2 separate regions of the Homo sapiens genome follow, and region 2 is linked to region 1. Evidence: read pairs that join two places in POLR2A ChIA-PET (ENCODE). Cell type or tissue: PC-3. All regions are shown on one strand. Each heading gives the region's core, and the rest is flanking DNA. Links, peaks and the distances in the headings are about the cores only. Region 1 holds the start of LOC105373281 (a long non-coding RNA gene). Region 2 overlaps LOC105373061 (a long non-coding RNA gene).

What was found. ChIA-PET counts read pairs that join two places held together with the same protein. Peaks named below come from ENCODE experiments on the same cell type or tissue, not always from the same donor. Only the 100,000 strongest peaks of a DNase experiment are listed, where the experiment ranks them.
Region 2: POLR2A ChIA-PET joins it to region 1 with 17 read pairs; 3 of 35 experiments call an interaction of 5 or more read pairs at or near these places.

Annotation. Positions count from the first base shown.
Region 1 is chr1:223,706,522-223,709,428 of GRCh38, reverse strand. It overlaps LOC105373281 (a long non-coding RNA gene), which reads left to right and starts at 1,779. Exons shown (of 3, transcript XR_949164.2): 1 at 1,779-2,061. It also overlaps a transcript of CAPN2 not described here. RefSeq lists enhancers at 1,071-1,570, 1,571-2,770. In PC-3, for the core only: CTCF peaks have their summits at 1,028 and 1,234; DNase peaks (open chromatin) are centred at 1,528 and 2,048; H3K4me3 peaks cover 1,581 bases; H3K27ac peaks cover 2,500 bases.
Region 2 is chr1:224,062,276-224,065,182 of GRCh38, reverse strand. All of the region lies in intron 1 of LOC105373061 (a long non-coding RNA gene), which reads right to left. Among named protein-coding and RNA genes, the nearest start is that of FBXO28, 50 kb to the left of the region's middle. In PC-3, for the core only: no CTCF peak of the experiment used is centred there; a DNase peak (open chromatin) is centred at 1,272; H3K27ac peaks cover 1,543 bases.

The DNA of each region.
Region 1 (2,907 bases), core at 251-2,750:
TCTGCCTCCCAAAGTGCTGGGATTACAGGTGTGAGCCACTGCACCCTGCCGAAATGGAATCTTTAAAATGTGTTTATTTTATACTAATATGAGAGCCATGATGTTACCTTTTCTTAAAGCAAGTATTTTTGTCACTATTATTCCTCTGCCCCCATCTATTCTTGTCTCTGACACCCATTGCTTACCCCCTTTGCTTGACAAAACTTTGGTCAGACTTCTCTCTTTCCTACAGATCCCTGAATGCTGCTTGCCCCCAAGCCTGAACAAGCACAAACAAAGTGGAGTGTCCCTGCCAAGTCACTTCCCTGCCCAGCTTCTCCTGGGAATTGACTGAACACAGCAAGACCCTTTTCCTGTCAGCTCCCACTGGTCATTTCCCCTCACTTGTCCAGCTTCCCCTCCCAAGAGTCTGCTTATCTCCACTTGCTCCTCCTTTACCCTAGAAAAGAAGAATCTTTTTCTGTTTGATTTTGAGCTGCTTGCAGATTCTCTGAATTGGAATTGTCTTTCTCTCTTTTTTTTTCTTTTCTCTTCTCTTTTCTTTCTTTTCCTTCCTTCCTTCTCTTTTTCTCTATTTTTTCTTTCTTTCTCCCTCCCTTCTTCCCTTCCTCTCCTTCTCTCCTTCTCTCTTTCTCTCTCTCTCTCTCTTTCGCTCTTTCTTTCTTGTTTCACTCTTGTTGCCCAGGCTGGAGTGCAGTGGTGCAATCTCCACTCACTGCAACCTTCGCCTCCCGGGTGCAAGTGATTCTCCTGCCTCAGCCTCCTGAGTAGCTGGGATTACAGGTACCAGCCGCCATGTGCAGCTAATTTTTTTGTATTTTTAGTAGAGACGGGGTTTCCTCATGTTGGCCAGGCTGGTCTTGAACTCCTGACCTCAGGTGATCCACCTGCTTTGGCCTCCCAAAGTGCTAGGATTACAGGTGTGAGCCACTGCGCCTGGCCTGCAATAGTCTTTCTTTCTATTGAAGTGTCCCTTTATAAAAGTCTGGATTTTTTTTTTTTTTTAAACAGAGTTTCACTCTTGTTGCCCGGGCTGGAGTGCAATGGCGCGATCTTGGCTCATTGCAACCTCCGCCTCCCGGTTCAAGTGATTCTCCTGCCTCAGTCTCCCATGGTTTTGTTTTTATTTGACATCCTCCATCTCTGGTTTGCAAGTCTGGGCATGCTGCCTGATGGGCAGGTACCACCGTCCACCACCAGGCTTTGCTTTCTTTACTCTTGAATAAGGCGGGGACACAGGTTCCATTGTGTAATGGTTGGCACTCTGGACTCTGAGTCCAGAGATGGGGATACAGGCATTCATTTCTAGCTCATGGGTTTCTGGTGCAAGGGTTTCATGAAGCCATCACAATTGAAAACAGAGGAAAGCGACAGCCCTGTCCTGGAAGCTGTTCATTTGTTCCACTGTCTGATTTCCATTGGCCCCACCCCGACTTCTTCTGGGCTCGAGGCTCTTGGGAGAAAGCTTGTCCTTCTGCCCAGTGGGGCAGAGCGCAGGCTTCTCCTCCCACTGATCTCCTCAAGGACAGCTCATCTCTGGAGGAAGTGACTCCTCCCAGGCAGGTGGAGGTCATTTCCCTCCTAAGTCATTTTAGCAACAAATGGGCAGATCAGACCTATCATTCCAGTCAACTCAGAAGCTTTGCACAGCCTGGGAGCAGAAGAGCCTCCTGGCTCACCTGAAGTTCCTCTTCCCCAGCTAGGCAACACCCTCTTTGGTGCAGCCCTGGCCACTCCCCTTGCCAGCCTTCTAGGGATCGCTGCGCACATAGAGCTCTGCTTACAAAGGGCTTTAGGCTGTCCTATGCCACCCAAATTTAATTGCAAACACATACAATGACTACTTTCCCCAACCATTTGGACAAAGTCTAGTTTTTAAACCTGAGTTAATGTTGCTTTTTCTACTTCCCAAAGCCTCTCACACTATGCTATCTCACTGACCCAGCAAAGTCTTCTCTTTCTCTGACCACACAATCCTTTTCACGGGAACACAAGGACATAGACAAACACTTCATGGTGGAAAACCTTCCTGGAGTGAGTCAGCCAGCCCTGAGGATGGTGGTGAGTCAGAAACAGCTGGGATTATCCAGAACTGCCTGGGTCTGGGCCACTGACCTTGTGAGTAAATGAGAGAGGGAGTGAGAGAGAGAGATAGAAAGAGAGAGAGAGAGAAGAAGAGAGAGAGAGAGAGAAAATAAGAGAATAAGAATGTGTGTGTCTCAGAGGGCCATGGCAATGGAATCTTTTTCAGTAGTATTTTTCTTTAGATTATTTTCTCCCTGGCCCTGGATGTTTGAGATGCATCAGAGGCACAATCTGCAGGTTCTGGATTTTTTTTTTTTTTTTTTTGAGGTGGAGTCTCACTCTGTCACCCAGGCTGGAGTGCAGTGGCGTGATCTCGGCTCACTGCAACCTCCGCCTCCCGGGTTCAAGCAATTCTCCTGCCTCAGCCTCTTGAGTAGCTGGGATTACAGGGGCTCACTGCCATGCCCAGCTAATTTTTGTATTTTTAATAGAGACGGGGTTTCGCCATGTTGTCCAGGCTGGTCTTGAACTCCTGACCTCAGGTGATCCACCCATCTCGGCCTCCCAAAGCGCTGAGATTACAGATGTGAGCCACCGTGCCTAGCCAGGTTCTGGAGATACTAACCAAAGCTTCCTTTTTAATTTTGCACCTCCACGTGTCAGTCTCAGTTTTTATTTGACATATTTGTGCACTTTACACATATTTGTGCACTTAATCTTCACAGCCAGTCAAGGGAGATCTTATCTCCTCATTTAATGGATGAGTAAACAGAGGCCCAGCAGAGCAGCTGACATGTTGTGTTGTAGAGCCAGCCTGGCTGCCAACACCTAGACCATGGTCCCTTGGGGTCTGTCCATACCCAGTGTAGGAGGGCAGAGGGA
Region 2 (2,907 bases), core at 199-2,698, 360 kb before region 1:
TGACCTCAGCCTCCCAAAGTTCTGGGATTACAGGCGTGAGTCACTGTGCCCAGCCTCTTAGTTTGTCTTCTACATGGCACATTATCAGAGTTCAAAAAATCTCAGGATTGTCAAAAAAGTGATAATAATAATAATAACAGTAACAACAATAATATCAGACAGACTTCCCAGTCACTGTTCTAAGATGTGTCTAGCATGCTTTTATAAATAAAAAGCCAAGGAAGCTACCCCTGTTGTCTTGGTAAATTGCTTAGCAAATGCTGTGTGCCAGTGGGTACTTTGGAATGAAGATGCCAGCCTTTGCCATTCCTCATTCAAAGTCTATGCCAAACCTCACCTTACATCTCATGTTTTCTGAGCCTCTTTCCTAGGGTTTTGTGTGTCTGAGCTTACTAGAAAACACAGTTGGTTATGAAATCCTTCAAGATTCCCTTCCCTTAGTAAAAGTGCCAAAGTTCTATTACTGTAATAATCTTACAAAAACTAAACTAAAAAACAAACCTGCCCTAAGAAAAGATTTAAATTGCTATTGCTCACAACTAAGAAATCTTTATGAGCTGTGGATAAAGTTTTGTAACAGCCAACAAATATTAGCAGCCATAAGTCCATAAATTAACTATGAAAGTCAATGAATGTGCCTCTTGAATCAGATACCTGATACATTAGATTAGATTGTTTGAAAAAGGAAGGCCTCAAATAACACAAACCAGGAGCCCAGGAAAACATCTTTTCGTCTCCTTTTGTCTAATGTGGGCATTGATAGTCGGGTTCACCCAGGGAGGTGGGAACCCTGGATCCGCTTTCTTTTCCTTCTCTGTTTTCATCCCTCCCATTGTTTCCCTAGCGGGTGCCCAGTGGGTCCTCCGCAGGACTACTCTTCAAAAAGATTTGGCTCTTCAACCAGAGACCAGGAGCTACAAAAAAAAAAAAAAAAAAAAAAAAGAGAGAGAGAGAAAGATAAAGAAAGAAAAGATTTGGCTCAGAATTTACTGTCTTAACTTGGTTTCTTTATTCTATTCTGTCCTTGGGTTGGGCATTTCTGCTCATGTAAGCTCCCTGACTCCTACGTCTAATAAGAGTTTTTCTATTTTCTTTCTCATATCTCTGGATTTAGAAGAGATATCCTCTTTGATTCTTTAGTTGCAGCTCTTGCTCCATCTTACACATTTACCACTGTCTTCCTCATATTTGACTGGCCTCATGTGCAGTGTTACTATACAGTAAGTGCTTTGTAAATATTTGTTGAGATTTGAATGAAAATGAAGTCAGAAAGCTGGAATAGCCTGAGTTTATTACCTGTGAGCTGTGGACAGCTGTAATCTGAGAGACGGCAGGAGACACCTGAGAGGAGCAGCATGAATGCATGATAGGAGTCACAGCCTTGCCCCTCTGATTTCTTATGGTTTTTGGATTTTGTTCCCCCTTGGTAACTAGATGTTACACTTATAAATGTCACATGTATTTCTCAAATCAGAAAGTAGGAACTTAGTAGTTTTAGAAAATCACATGACCCAATTAAAAACCTTCCAAAGCTCAATCACTGACAATATTCAATTAAAATGCTTTATTGGGCTGGGCGTGGTGGCTCACGCCTGTAATCCCAGCACTTTTGGAGGCTGAGACAGGCGGATCACGAGGTCAGGAGATCAAGACCATCCTGGCTAACACGGTGAAACCCCGTCTCTACTAAAAATACAACAACAACAACAACAAATTAGCCGGGCGTGGAGGTGGGCGCCTGTAGTCCCATCTACTCAGGAGGCTGAGGCAGGAGAATGGCGTGAACCCGGGAGGCAGAGCTTGCAGTGAGTTGAGATCACGCCACTGCACTCCAGACTGGGCGACAGAGTGAGACTCTTGTCTCAAAAAAAAAAAAAAGCTTTATTGGTAATCATTTCTCTTAAACTGCAGAATAAAATGGCTTTATGAAAATGTCAGGCATAGAGACGATAATAATGCAACCTTATACTGTATTTATCTGATAATTACCCTATAGGTGATTTAAATGTTTAATAAGTGCCATTTTTGTGTTCTGTGGACTTGCAAGTGTCTCTCTAGGTGAATAATTTGGAGTGGTAAAAGGATCATTTCTCGAAGATGGAAGCAAAACCTCAAGAACACTGAGTAAAAGAAAACCTTTGCAATTCCCAGCAAATCAGAATTGCTCAGAGATCCCATTGCAGCAGTCTGTTTTCTTTGCTTCTTGGAAGAACCGTTGGAGGAGCAGCATTTAACACTGACATGCACACCCTCTTCTAAGTGGGGCGAGGTAGTGGTAGAAATAATGGAATTGAAGGCTATTTCGCCTTTAGAATTGGATTCCAAGTGGGCCGCACAGTGTTCTGTGCAAATGTGCTTTTTAATGTTCATAGGGAGAAAGACACAGACTCGTTAAAAGGAAAATGTAAAAATTTCTGGAAGGGACAAAGGATTAGTAGCCACCTGTGGCCTGATGTAAATTCCTTCCCTGGTACTCTTTTTTAAATTTTTAAATTATTTTATTTTATTTTTTGAGATGGAGTCTCACTCTGTCACCCAGGCTGGAGTGAGCACAATCTTGGCTCACCTTCGCCTCCTGGGTTCAAGTGATTCTCCTGCCTCAGCCTCCTGAGTAGCTGGGATTACAGGCACGTACTACCATACCTGGCTAATTTTTGTATTTTTAGTAGAGACAGGTTTCCCCATGTTGCCCAGGCTGGTCTTGAACTCTTGTGCTCAAGCATTTCACACACCTCAGCCTCCCAAAGTGCTGGGATTACAGGAATGAGCCACCGCATCTGGCCTTTTTAAAAAAAATTAATCTGGAAATCAGCTCCACCTTCCCTGCTACTCTTTAGCCAATTCCTTCCTTCTCTACCAACACTTAGAATCTTTTTCTATATTGGCAACACCCTTTTTCTCCTGTCT